Linked DNA regions of Homo sapiens: all the other regions are linked to region 3. Evidence: read pairs that join two places in POLR2A ChIA-PET (ENCODE). Cell type or tissue: MCF 10A. All regions are shown on one strand.

Region 1 (5,000 bases), 140 kb after region 3:
ATTTATTCTACAAGCATTTAATGAGCCTCTATTATATGCCAGGCACTGTCCTGGGAATAGCATGAAACCAGTTCTTTTTTTTTTTTCTTGAGACAGAGTCTTGCTCTGTTGCCCAGGCTGGAGTGCAGTAGCGAGATCTCGGCTCACTGCAACCTCCACCTCCCGGGTTCAAGCGATTCTCCTGCTTCAGCCTCCCAAGTATCTGGGACTACAGGCGCCCACAACCACACCCAGCTAATTTTTGTATTTTTAGTAGAGACGGGGTTTCACCATGTTGGCCAGGCTGGAAACCAGTTCTGATGAAACCCACAGCTGATGGGTGGACAAGCAATTAGCCAAAGAATCATGCAAATAAATGTAACATCACCTCAGAGAAACAAGAGGGATATGAGGCAGTAGACAACCAGGAACTGATCAGGAAGGTCAGAGGAGACTTCCTTGTGATGGTTGAGCAGATCTCCTAAGAGTTCACTGGTGAGGAAGGATGTGGAGAGAAACACACGTGCCAAAGCCCTGTGGTGGGAGAGAACACAGAATCTGCCACATAGGAAGAGGAGCCCTGTGGCCAAGACCTAGGCCTTTTGGTCTCTAAGGGCAATGGAAGGCAGTTCAGGTGTATAAGTGGGCAGTTGCATTTTGAAAACACCATCTTGGCTGCAGAGTAGAGGACATTTTGGACATGGGCAAGCTTTACATCCAGTAGGAGCCTGTGGCAGTTAAGTCCAGCAAAAACGATGGTGGCTTGGCCTAAAGGCAGTATTCTCAGTCCAGGCTCCACAGAATTCTGTGAATTTAGGTGGGAAAACAAGCGTATCTTTATTGTCATCAACCGCTAATTGAAATTTAGTATTTCCTTCCGTTATAAATGTAGGCAGCAAACCTCAGGAGTATTAGCAGCATCTGTGACCTTGCTACCGAGAGAAATCACAGGTGTTTTCAGATCACATTACAGTTGCTGCAGATATATCAAGATATCATTTATACTCAGCCAGTCGCGGTGGCTCACGCCTGTAATCCTAGCACTTTGGGAGGCCGAGGCAGGCGAATCACCTGAGGTCAGAAGTTCGAGACCAGCCTGGCCAACATGGTAAAATCCCATCTCTACTAAAAATACAAAAATTAGCCGGGCATTCTGGTGTGTGCCTGTAATCCCAGGCTGAAGCAGGAGAATCACTTGAAGCTGGGAGGCGGAGGTTGCAGTGAGCCAAGATTGATTGTGCCACTAAACTCTAGCCTGGGTGACAAAGCGAGACTCCGTCTCAAAAACAAACAACAACAACAACAAAAATATATATATATGTCATTTATACTCATCACTACTTGAAAATTACTGCAGTTGTTAGGCCTGCTACTATGTCATATTACATAATGCATTTATAAAGAAGCACATATATTATTATAAGTCAAAATTATTAATACTTTGATAACTGTATTTTAACATAATTGGTTTTCTTTGTAATCCTGTGTTTTATTTAATGCATTATAAAGCCTTATTCTTTCTGCATTAGTTTGCTAAAAAAAATTAAAAAGTTAAAAATCTTACTTTAAAAAGGGGCACATAGGCTTCACCAGACTGCCAAAGGGTTTCATTGCAAAAAGTAGGTCAAGACTCCCTGCACGTGAAGAGTGGACGATTTGAGAGCTGTGTAGAAGGTCAGTGTGGCATGACCGAAAGGTGAATGGGCGCACCCAGATGAAGGGAAAGAAGGTGCCTGGGAGAGTTTCTAGAGGTCTGGTTTATGCAAGTGGATGAGCAGTGGCGCCTTCAATCAAGGAAGAAAACACTAGAAGAAGAAGACCATAAGAACATCTATGGGTAAAGCACAAGGGCTTTCGTCACTGGGCTCTGGGCATCTCATTTGGTCATTTTTTTCCCCTCACTTTCTGGTTCTCAGCCAAATTGTAGATAGTTGAGAAATATTGGGAAGTCGGATGTCACCATGAACAGATACATACACATATAAACAGAAATCATTATCAAGAAAATTACAGGTTTCTAGTCACAATTTCCAGTTACAAGGTATTTTTTAATATTTACAAATGAAACCATTATCCAAAAGCTGCCTTTTCCTCTCTAGTACAAGATTGCTTCCCAAGGGACTGCATTTCTTTTCCTAGAGGACACCAGTTTTCATTAAAACCTTGAAGGAAGCAATGGATGTCATCGCCCCAAGTCTTCGTTTACTAGGTCCCGATCTCCATTCTATTTATTCAAGACTACCACAGCTCCTTCAAAAAATCAGAAACATCAACCCAAATATCCTCATTATTTCTGTTTCTACACAAGAGCAACATATTGACTTTGCCAAAACAATTAAATTTAAGCCATGAGTCACCAGCCAAACAGTCCCCTTGGTGACTTCATCCAAGCCTTCCTCCTGCCAGCTGTCCCTCCTGCATCTGTCGAGTCCTGGGCAGGGGAAGGGCTGCAAACAAGACAGATTAAATTCTGTGATATGTCTTCATTTTTGTTGCCTTAGAATTTGTGGAAACCTTCTAAACACAAATTGATTCCAAATCAAGTTTTGAATATCGGAGTCAGGGAAATGAACTATTGATTTGCCCTTGGCTCTGCAGAACTCAATCAGAATTTTCTCATTTTCTGCTGTTTTTTTCCTTTTACCTGTGGAAGGAACACTTCGGGCAAGAACCAATTCCAAGGCTGGTAGATGATGTTTGAGAAATAGTGGCTCTCCTCACCCCTGTCATTCTCAGGTGTCGATGCACATGTGTTGGCATTTTAACTTTTACAAATTTTTTTCTATTTATTTTCTTTTACCCACTCACCAGGCCCTAACTCCCTCCTACAGAAAAATCCTAAAGATATTAAAACCATAGGAGATTTTCTTTTTAATATACCCCATCAAGAACTATGATTTACACTATGCTGAGTGAAATCCATTTCAGATGTCCTGCTTCAAGTTTCTAGAATTTAATACAAACTTAAATATCTTATTGGATTAATGCATCCATTCAGTGTTCTGCTGTTACTTTGATCATGTACTCAGACAAAAAAATTTTCTTCAAAGGAATTACTACTATAAATAGGCTGCTTTGTGAGAGAGCCAGTTCTGCTACATACTAGAAAACATTTCAACAAAAACATTTGTATCAAACTGGTTGGTTTTTAAAGAACTTTTCCAGATTAAAGTCAGCCTGGCAGACTGGACTGCTTAGCAGTTGGACAAATTTAGCCAGGCTGCTAGACACATTTCTCAAACTTTTTCTAATTTCCTGTTACGTAAGTAATATACAGTGAACGTCAAAGTAGGAGAGAGGAAAAATAATACAGCATCCTTATAAATATCTACCTCACATACACAATGCAATCTACATTCTGGGATACAGAAGGCACATTTGCTCAACTTGTTTAGTTAACAAAGCAAAACAAAATCTTCGTATGTTAAAACTTGATCAATGGTTAGCTGCAAAGCTTCAAAACCCAAACCAGCAAAAAAGAAAAAACAAAAATTACTGGCTGATACCTGGTTACAGGAAGAGGAGAGCCTCATGCATAACTGCAACCAGGGCCTCTAACCCTGTCAAGGAGCTCTCTCCCTTTCTCTCATCCTTTGTCCTCTCTGCTTCTCTCTGCGGGCTGGCTTCATTCTTGCAGATCACCTTTATCTACCCAAGGCTACAATCAGAGCTACTTCTAAGTCATATTTTCTCAGCATCAAGACAAGAAAGTAAAGAAACTCTTCTCCTCTGCTACCAACTTCTGTTTTTTAAAAATGGCAAGGAACGACTCTGCTGGGTCTAGTTTAGGATACATGCCCCTTCTCAGAGCAATCATTGTTGCCTAAGAATATGGTGGTATAATTGGCTTGCCCATGCCAACCTCACACCCAGCAACAATCACAACACCAGGGAGTCAAGGTCAAATTTTAAAGTGCAACTCCCTTTTGCATCCTGTATTAGACCAGCAGTTTCCCAAAACAGTCTCAGAAGGAAGGGAGAGAGCTTAGCAAACAAAACAATAAATGCTCACCCTAGGTATGTGGCAATCATAACTCTACAGTTTCTACCAGGTAAGATTTTGCCCTGGTTTGACATTTAAGATACCAGAGAGCAACTTAAATTACTTTATATCAAAGATGTTGTTTCTCTAATATAAAATTATAATTGTGTGAATTGTTAGCAATGATTCAACATGAAAAGAAATAATTTTATAGTGACATTAAGTAAATATATTTTCTCCATTTCTAGTATTCTCTGATATTCAAGTACTAGGTCTTTCTGGACATAAAACATTGAAGTGTCTTTTCTTCTCTCTCTCTCTTCACTTACAATAGGCTACACTAATAATTTTAGAGAGCCATGAATGATCTTTCCACATAATAATAAATGTTCTAGAATTGTTCTAATTCAGCAATATCAGCAGTGTCCAAAAGCTAAGTGAAAATACCATAAACGTTGAGTGGAGATGGCCATTTCCTTCATCACATATGCATAACTGTGCAATCCTAGGAGCCAATAGAAAGGCAGCTTTTCCACTCAGTGTTGGGTACCACAGGCAGTTGACCAGAGGAGCTGGAGGCTAGCCCAGCGCCACCACTAACAGTGTTGCTGTCACTACTCAGGACCATCGTTTCCTTGCCTGTAAAAATGATGGGACTGGCCAGGCACGGTGGCTCATGCCTGTAATCCCAACACTTGGGAGGCCGAGGTGGGTGGATCACTTGAGGCCAGAAGTTTGAGACCAGCCTGGTCATCATGGTGAAACCCTGTCTGTACTAAAGATACAAAAATTAGCCGGGTGTGGTGGCGGGCGCCTGTAATCCCAGCTGCTCGGGAGGCTGAGGCACAAGAATCACTTGAATCTGGGAGGCGGAGGTTGCAGTGAGCCAAGATTGTGCCACTGCATTCCAGCCTCAGTGACAGAGTCAGCTCTGTCTCAAAAAAAAAAACAAAAACAAAAACAACAACAAGAAAGACTAGAGTAGATGAACTTTAAAGTTCTAAGCTATTAAAATTCCAGTAAAGATTATTGCTAATTT
Region 2 (5,000 bases), 62 kb before region 3:
GGGAACATCTTACGGCTTCTCTCACCTTGCCCCCAATACGGATAGGAAAACAGGCCCAGAGAGGTTGGTTCATCCGCTTCCCACAATTTGATGAAAAAATTCCCTTTGGTTATTTATATACTTGGGCTGGAATTTCCCTGCCAACACCTATTGCTCCCTTCTCCTCCAACAATATTTTGGGAATTCTCATTCTATTATCCCCCCAAACTGCTCATATATGTTGACTGAAAGGTAGATCAAAGCCATAAGCATCCAAACCACAACAGTCGTTCATCGGGATGACGCAGACGCTTATTAAAGATTGTGCTGAGGGTTTTTTCTCCAAATTTCCTCAGACCCTCGCCATCCTAACAGGCTCTTACTTGTAAAGCTTTCAGTGGTGGCCCTTGACATTTTCTCAGTTGCTCGGTCTGCCTACAGTCTTTAGAAAGATGTATTCATTGCCTCACACCATAAGCTAAATGAACATTTATTCAGTGCTTGGTGTAGGTGCCAAGCATTGTTCTAGACACTGGTACATGGATAGGACAATCAGACACGACCTTACTCGCATGAGGCTTACACTAGAGGCTTGTTGCACCTCCAACTTCGAGGACAGTTCTCCATGAAATAACACAGTCTTCAGTTTCCGCCAACCCCTTAATGTCCATTAGCCCCCAGAAATCTAGCCCACAGAGATAAATAATTCTGTTTCATTCAAGCTCTGTTCATTCTTCCTACTCTCTCCTTTCATTTTTAATCAATCCTTCTTTGCATCCTCCAGCTCCTACACCCCCAAACAGGTAGTGCCCCTCAAGTGCACATAATATTGTAAACCTTTAAAAATTCCCTTTCCTGTTTAGCATCCAGATGCCAATGCAAAAGGAAATTCACTGAACTGAGGATTGCCAAATGCGGACAACCTGGAAGTATTTTGGGGTTTTTGTTGTGTTGTGTTTTTTAGGCTCAAGGGTACATGTGCTTGTTTGTTACATGGCTATATTGCATACTAGCAGGGATTGAGCTTCTAGTGTACTCATTACCCACATAGTGAACACTATATCTGATAGGTAATTTTTCAACTCTCACTCTCTCCCACCTCCCCCCTTTTGGAGGCTTCAGTGTCTATTATTTCCATCTTTATGTCCATGTGTCCATTGTTCAGCTCTTGCTTATAAGTGAGAACATGCAGTATTTAGTTTTCTATTTCTGATTTAGTTCACCTAAGACAATGGCCTACAGCTCCATCCATGCTGCTGCAAAGGACATGCTTTTTTTCTTTTTTATGGCAGCATACTATTCTGTGGCATATATGTACCACATTTTCTTTACTGGAAGTATTTTTGCAAGTTAGGTCTCTACTACACCAAGGTGCTTCATCATTCAGAAAACACAGAGTGAGTTAAGGATCCGTTAAGGGAAACGAGGAAAATCTGAGAAGCCAGTTTAATTGATACTTTAAAGTTGAGAATTACCATGTATGGGTTGCCCCCTGCATTCCTCCCCACACCACCCCTATCCTCCTGCAGAACCCCAAAGTGACAAGAAGGAACATGAATTTGGTGTCAAAGGCAAAAAACCAGGAGGCTCACCCCCAAGGCTGCTTCACCCCTTTCAGGCCTTGACATGGAGGGAAAACAAAAGCTGCCACCATACCAAACCTTTCCAGACTCATCCTAATGGAATCTGCTTGAGTCATGGAAACATATTACAAAGGCTTGCCAACACCAGGGCCTTGTGTAAATCTACAATTGCAACTAGTATTGGGATTGGAGCACCCACAAGTCAGTTAGGACCATCTAAGTCCATAGATTAACCATGCCACTTGTTTGCAACTTTTTGCATTTACAAAAAGAAGAAATGATCGCAGGAAATGAACCCAGCAAATGTATCCTCTGGAGACATGTACCTCTCTCTGGGACATGCCTAAAGTTTTCTTTGACAGTAATAAATGTCAGAAATTGTTATTGAAACAAAGGCAGCTGGTTTACAATTGTGATAAATAAGTTCCCAAATTGGCAAGAATCTCTACGCATGTGTAAAAAGGCAACTTTTCCCGGCCCAAGTGACTCACCAAGGCCCTCCAGGCATTATCTAGACTTACTTTATTCTTTGCAAACACATTGAGACTGCCGTACCCCTTCTGTGCTTGCTCATTTTTTTCTGAGTCATAGCATGAGCTGACAATAGAAGCATGTCAAACAAAACCTCCACATTAAAGCAACGTTGTCTGAAGGGTGTGCCTGTGCCCTCTCAGGCCCTGGCAATGGAGATGCGTATGTATCTACCCCACTTAAAAAATAAAAACTATCCACTTTCATTGTTTTTTAGCAAATGTATGAATAGAAGGGTCATTTTCCGCGTTGATTTCTTTTAACTCCATGTGTTTAAGAAGGATAAAATGCACATTAGGAGGACGGAAAAGCACAGCCGCCACAATATCCCAGCTTTGCGGGTCCTATTCAACTCTTTCTTTTCCCCTTCAGTGAGCTTTGCATAAAGCTTACCCAAACCCACATGGATTTCTATAACATCCAAAAAGAATGACAATGAGTGATGTGATGTAGGTGGAAACTGCCTGAAGAAACCTAAATTGTAACAGGAAAAAAAATTGACATTTTAGATTTTAAATGTTACACAGTTTTTATAAAGCTTCAGTCAATTTATTTTATTTATTCTAATGAAGAGCATTACAACTGCTTTACTGCACTGAAGCAAGCATCGATCACATCATTAATCACACCTTGTGAATAGCCACAAATCAAGTTCTAACAGCAAGCACTGAATCAGGAGCAATGAAGCATAAACTCCTTCACAATTTATGATCTCTCCAATTGCATCTTTTCAACCATTAAATTGCAAGATACCATAAATTTTTATCTTCTTCACTTCAGTCACATTATTGATTCTGCCGTGTGAAATATAGAAGCGCCGTAAATCTCGGCTATTGAATTAAATTTAAAGTCTCGACTTCAGAAAAGAAACCCAACACACTGCCATGGCTGTTAATTTACACTGAGGAACAAATGATAGAAACATTAAAATTTAAATGGACAACAGGGATTTCTAAAAGCCATAGTACTGTCAATCCTAGTCCTTGTCAACCTTGAGGGCTTTTAAAAAATTATTCAAATTTTAAAAAAGAAAAAAATTAAAAATTTTAAAAGTGGAAGGTAGGTAGATTATTCATAGGAAAAAGTAATAGGGAAATTATTCCATGGGAATGGCTGCCAAGACTAGATACTTTAAAGGCAGGAAAGTGGCAGTGTCCCCCACCTCACTCCCCATGCCATGGGACAGTTCCAAAGGAACCCATGTGTCTCACATTCCACTCAGGACACCTCTGGATACAGTGGTGGTCCCACGGAGGCACTGACAGTCCCTAGACAGCTGTGCTCATTGCCCCACTTGCCATCTTGACTTCTGATCCATTTGCTGCCCTGCCGTCTCTCTCCTGCCACCCGGAAGCTGCCTTTGCAGTCTGCCTTGCTGAAGCCTCTTTGCTCTCTGGCTTTCGGTTGGGTGTGGCCAATAGGAAGCACTGGCAGAATGGCGAACGGCAGGGTGGGAGAGGGCTGGGAATGTTCGTTCCCACTCCTTCCCTGCTTTCACGTCAGGGTTTGGCAGGGGTTGGATCCTTCTCTGACTGCAGCTCCAAGTGTGGCGGTGGGGGTGGGAGGCTACTCCTTTTTGGCTCAAGTTCTCACCATCCTCCGGTAACAGCACTCCCCTCCTTTGCCCTTCCAGGACTGGGGTTAGTAAAGGCTTCTCCCTGTTACTCTTCTATAGGTGCCTCAGCCTCCTTGAAGGTCCTTTTAACCTTGCCCATAACTCTGCAAAATGTCCCTTCATTAAATACTCTTCAGCTGGATGTCTGAATGGCATTCTGCTTCCTGTTAAGATGTTGACTGATGCAGAACATGTCAGGGCACAGAGAAGATCCTAAGAGCTCCAGAAAGAGCTGACAGCAGCCAGGCCCTGCAGTAAAAGCCAGAGATACCACACCCCAAAGTGGCGAAAATCTAAGTAAACCTAAACTATATTCAGATCAAGAAATGCCCATTATGTTTTGGCAGATAGCTGTCCCTGGTATTATAAAGGACATGTATGGCACCCAGAAGTGAGACAAACGGGATCGCAACAAGTGGTCTTTTTCATAAGCCACCAGGCAAGCTGAGATCTTTTAGCCACAGAGAATAAAGGAGAGGTTGCTGAGTAAAGGCTGAGTTAGAGGAGAAAATAGGGGCTTGCCTCGGGCACATGCCATTCTAACATAGACAGAGGCAATTGCTAACTCGCTGTGGTGACCAGGGCTGGTTGGAACTCAGCAGACATAAGCAGAACCCCAGCCTGTTCTTGCAGGATCTCAGACAACCCTGTGGTGTGTGAATTGTGATCTGAGGATGCCCAGACTGGCTTCTAGCCTTACCTACTTCTAAGACGCATGAATTTTCTATGTCCTCCAAGTTTCCTTCTGGGGGTTAAGAGAGCTAAAACACAAGATAATGCTATATTATCAGTTTCAGGGTCCAACAAACACTCCAACTCCCCACAAAGGACCAAGGGCTTCTGGAAATGAATATACCAATTTCTCCAACCTAATGACAATGTTAAGAGATAAAGAGATAGAGTCTTTGCCAGAGGTCAGGATATCCCTGACAGCCAGCAAAGACTTTCTGGGACCAACTTCAGGTTCAACCTTCCCCTACAGGTTCCAGGCAGGTCCAGGCTGAACAGGATTTCTGGAATCAATCTTAATTTGATTGAAATCCACATGAGAGGTGGAAGAGCAGAGATCTACATCTCCATCACCTTCAGTATGAATGAAGAACATTCACCTTCTATGTGTGTTCTAGACCAGAGATTCCTGCCCCAGAGTGACTGAACTCCCTTGGACTATCACAGTAATGCCACAAACTACTCAGATGACTTCTGACATCCAGAATAAACAACTAACGGTCTCTCATGGTTCACAGGCCCTTCCCAAAGCTTCTGTTTGGTAAAATATTAATACATTTACA
Region 3 (5,000 bases):
TCAGGTGCAATGATGGGGGCAGGGATTGTTGTCATAAGAAACAAGTTAGATGAAAACCCAGGACAAAAAATGGAGCTGGGCCTCACAATGCACCAGGACCAAGACTCAGAAAGCTGTCCAGAGCCAAGGTAGGCCCCTTCCCTCTAGAATGGAAGTGTTTGGAAGGTAGCTTGCATATCTTGACACCACAGTGTCCCCCATGTCTAAACACAGAGTAGGCACTCAAGTCACTGTTGGATAAGTAAATAGATTTGCTTTCTCTCACGCTCTCAAGTTACATAGACTTTCATCCCTGCCTCTCTCTCCACCCTCATCATAATTAATTCTCTCTTCTCCCTAGATTGTTTTGCAATACTCCTCTATACACAGATCCAAGCATGGCTACCCCTAATATCCTGAATTTATGTGTATTTAATTAAAGTGATTGCAGAAATTGAGTAGCTCTCTCAGGACCAATTCCAAATTCCCAGGAAAAAAATCTGAGCTATCCAGCTTAGGCCAGGTGTCCATTCCTGATCCACATGACTATACCAGGGAAATGGTCAAGGTCAGAATAACACAAACATGTCCACTGGGTCCATCCTCATGGGTGGGTGAGGGCAGTCCTTAGAAAAAGAGGCCATGACCTAGATAAGCATCCCAAATGTCATCTGCTGTCATCCACTTCACTCCTGTCCAAATGACCAAGGATGAAATCGTCCCAGTTGGATCTTACATCAAATCAGTGGATAGTAGAGATCACAAGATCCTGAGCCTTATCAACATAGTGCTACAACGCGGCCAGTAAGTGTGCTGCAGCCAGTCCTGGGCTCCCCATTTCCACATGGCAGGCTTCCATCTGTCCTCAGGAGGGGGCCTTCAGCTCATCTGTTCGTTGCTGTATCTCCAGTCCTGGAACAGTGCTTGGCACATAGTAGGTGATTGATGAGTGTATTGGCTCAGAGAATGTTGGCTATTATGACCATCAGATGTACCCAACCTTAAATTTCTGACCTATGTGTGCTCATACACACACACGAAACTCATTGACAGCCATAACCACCCTCCCCTCCGATCTCAGAGAATGAGTTCGTTCTGCATCTGCTCACAGCCAATCCATCACCTGTCCTCTTAACCCCAGTGCCCTGCTCTCCTAGGCCTCGGACTGTTGCTTATGCCCTCTCCTGTATGCTTTGCGCTCTCTCTCTCTCTTTCCTGACTTCTCCTCAGCCTGTAAGACACATTTAGATCTCTCCCTTCCCAGAGTCTACCCTCGATGGGGAAAACTTGCATATTCACTTAGCCTTTAAGATTCATCTCATTTCACTTTTGCCTTTACACATTTGTGCACTGTTAAATTGGACATGGATTAACTTTGAAATTTAAAAAAGTTTCTCCCCGAAATGAGCAGACAAAAATATTGATCACATGGATCCTGGTCTTCAAGAAGCCTCACCTGACTCATGCTGGCCAGCTAAGCATCCCATAGGCCTGGCCTGAAACTAGAGCTGCATTTGCCACATGACTGAAACCATCTGTGTACGGGCCTATCTCTCCCCAGCTGTCAGCTCTTGGTGGGCAGGTTAATGGCTTTCAAAACCTTTGATTCTCTAGGTCCTGGCACAGTGTCTGATGGTAGTAGAATGCCACTAAGAGTTTGTTGAATTGATCTCAATAATTGCATTTAAGCCAGGGAGAGGCACTTTATATTATCGGCCTCTTGGGGCTACATCAAATAGCAAAATAGAAACAGCACAACTAGGTGAGTAACTAGGTAAATAAGTTGTTTTGATGAACAACTCCATGTGTGTGCCCTATAATACGTAATTAGTCACTCATCCTTACAAGGAATTTTGTTGACATTTGTTATAGTTGCAATTTTTAAGGAAGTAATATCAAGCAAAAGAATCATCAAAGACTTTTCCTATGGTCACTCATTTGAAGACCTTTACATGGAATATGAGACAAAGAACTCTGAAATTCTGGAGTTTAATCTCAAAGCCATTCTCCTTCCCTAAAAGATCATCTTTTGAGGATAGATTTCTGACATGTCTCTTTTTTTATCTCCTTCATTTCTCTGGCTTATTGTGTTGAGCATCCTGAATGATGGTGTTGACTGCCCTCCACCAGAAGCAACTCCACAGAGGAGCAGTGGGATTCATCCACAGAGTACCATGGTCTCTGCAGACACTTTCTATTCACAGATAAGGGTTGCACCAGAGGGAGGAAGAACAGGAATGCCTGTTCATACCCAGGGTTCACAGTAGCAAAATAGAATTCACCCCAAAAATGAAAACACTGCAGAATTTTGGGGATTTTTGATATCAAATCTCCCCAATCTCTGACTTAAAAGGAAACCAAAACGCTCCTTGGAAGAGGTCTGTAAGTCTGTGAGTTAGGGCAGAGCAGAGCCCTCAATATTTTAAGTATACTGCATATACTTAAAAAGCTCTAACAGAAGAATTAAACAAAGGCAGGCAGAATCCTAAATGGAATTCTTCTTTCTAGCTGGTGTGTATATGTTTAGGAGTGGAGGGGGATAGTTTTATGTGCACCTGGGAATCTGAAAATATCTGCTTCCAATGGGTGTCCATGTTCTATGAGTTTGGGAGTCACAAGAGAGAAAGAATGAAATTGTATATTAGGAAGAGGTGCATGCCAAAGAAACACTTGCAGATCTAATGATTCTTGACTACTAGAAGTCATGAGTCATGTCAAGATTGCTTTCTTGTCCGTCACATACATCCCTTCAATTTATTATATATTAAGACTTGTACACCAGTTCCTTCCAAAGGACTTACAGTAGCTTTGTACAATTGGAATCCTTTTTCCTCTTCTAATAAGTACTCAAATCGACAGCTTCCTTACTCCATGGAAGACACAGCCTTGGGATTTAGAAGGGAGCCAACTGAATTGGCAAAGGCCCATCCTCACTGTGTGCATGTACGACAGCCATTTGCATTTTTCTAATTTTGGATTCCTGCTTCAATAGGCACATAGGACATTCTTGAGGGTATCTTGGCAACCCACACCCATATTCATGCACGAAGGTGCCTAGTCTCAGGCTGACTAATCCACTCGTCTAAATTACACATGTCAGGTGACCATGGGATTTGCTGACTGTGTTCAATTAGGTGCAACTATGCAGGGCTTTTCAACATCTCAAGTTACATGAAGCATATGTTAGAATAAATCAATTGACTTTTGCTGCTCGGTTTTGGCTCTGCTTCCAGAGAACTCGTGAGTGGGAAAATGGGATATGCACTCAGTATGTAGGATCCTTTTCTCTCAGCTAGACTTGAAGTAGAGAAAACAAGGAATTTGGACTTAGCCACATCCCTCTGCAGTCTGACTCCCTGGAATCTCAAAGGGAAAAGAAGCAAAGGGAAAAGAGTCACACTAATAAAAAATTATCTATCCATTCATCTGAAGTTGGACACTTACGTCAATTTCATAGCTTGACTATTGTGACTAGTGCTATAATGAACATGGGAGTGCAGGTATCTCTTTGACACACTGATTTCATTTGCCTTGGATATATACCCAGTGGTGGGATTGCTGGATCACATAATAGTCCCATTTTTAATTTTTTGAAGAAGCTCCATACTGTTTTCCATAATGGCTGTCCTACTTTACAATCCCATCAACAGTTTGTAATTGTTCCCTTTTCTCCACATCCTCACCAACACTTTTTTTTTTTGTCTTTTGATGATAGGCTATTTTAACTGGAGTGAGATGGTACCTCATTGTGTGTTTTACTTGCATTTCCCTGTTGATTATTGATGTTGAGCACTTTTCCATGAGGTGATAAATCTAACTGCCTTGATTATACAACACATATATGTACCGAAACATCAAATTGTGCCCCATAAATATTTACAATTAAAATGTGTCAATTTTGAAAAAATTCCCAATGGGATTGGAATGTGATTTTAAGTTTACCCACATTGGTAGTCTCCCATGTGTTCTTTGATGCCTTAAATTCCTTTCCTAAGGAAGGAAGCAGCCATTACAATAAAAACTCAAACTGCAAATATCTGTGGGTAGGTCTAAGTTCCCTTCTTAGTGAAGGATGAGTCAGGCCACCACCTGGGCACCTTCCACGAAAAATCTGTGTATCCAGTGATTCATATATGGACTGAGGAGCTGTGGGGAAGTTCAGGAAAACACAGTGACATCTAATGGCCTGCAGCACTGGAGACCTGGCCCAGGGGTGGAGGGTGGAGGAGCCACAGTTCAAGAATAACAGTGCCCCTGTAAAATAATTCATCATAAGCAAAGAAGGTGTCTGCATGGTAAGACTCAGCCAATGGCCTGAGGCTGGAGAAGGATAGTCATACTGAGCACCCTCTAGAGAATCCCCATGGCCCCAGGTCTTACTCAGGCACTGGGTGCCTTGTATTTGCCCTGGAGAAGAAATGGCCCTAAGTCAATTGCTCTTTGAGCTCCAGCCTCTGGCAGATGCTTGACCTCTAGAACTGTAACACTGTGGGGTTTGGTGAACCTAAACTGGAACTTTCTTCCAATACAGTGCAACACAAATGGAGCATTCTCCTACTCTTCATGGTCTTGAAGTGGCAGTAGCAGCAGTAACCATGACCAACTCAAAGCACTGAGTAACAACCAGCAGATTCATGAACACTTTAGAGCACCCCTAGGAACGCCTGGAGGCATTGTCATCTGCAGGCAGACTAGTAAAACCCTAGAATCTCTGAATCTAGACAGGCAGCTTCATATTAATAAGACCAGACTGAATTGCCCTTACCAGCTCATGAAGACCAAGACATTTGGGTTATACCTGAAAGAAATCATTACTTATGTAACTCCATGTGTTATTAATGACTCACTCATATACTTTCCTATATGAGACTGCGACAGTCTTGGGATAGGGAGCGTATTGGGCAATTTCACTGGCTGCAGAACTTTAATGGTGAATGTGAAAAAAGGTACCCCTAGGTAAAAGGAGAAAAATATAGGAGGGGAAGAGGTTAGAAAGAGAAAGTCTGAGACCTTTTTAGTAA

What was found. ChIA-PET counts read pairs that join two places held together with the same protein. Peaks named below come from ENCODE experiments on the same cell type or tissue, not always from the same donor. Only the 100,000 strongest peaks of a DNase experiment are listed, where the experiment ranks them.
Region 1: POLR2A ChIA-PET joins it to region 3 with 5 read pairs; 2 of 35 experiments call an interaction of 5 or more read pairs at or near these places.
Region 2: POLR2A ChIA-PET joins it to region 3 with 6 read pairs; 2 of 35 experiments call an interaction of 5 or more read pairs at or near these places.

The regions. Positions count from the first base shown.
Region 1 is chr2:173,852,683-173,857,682 of GRCh38, forward strand. No RefSeq gene overlaps it. Among named protein-coding and RNA genes, the nearest start is that of SP3, 110 kb to the right of the region's middle. In MCF 10A, no CTCF peak of the experiment used is centred here; a DNase peak (open chromatin) is centred at 2,359.
Region 2 is chr2:173,650,809-173,655,808 of GRCh38, forward strand. No RefSeq gene overlaps it. Among named protein-coding and RNA genes, the nearest start is that of CDCA7, 300 kb to the left of the region's middle. In MCF 10A, no CTCF peak of the experiment used is centred here; DNase peaks (open chromatin) are centred at 1,683 and 2,103.
Region 3 is chr2:173,712,582-173,717,581 of GRCh38, forward strand. No RefSeq gene overlaps it. Among named protein-coding and RNA genes, the nearest start is that of SP3, 250 kb to the right of the region's middle. In MCF 10A, no CTCF peak of the experiment used is centred here; a DNase peak (open chromatin) is centred at 3,050.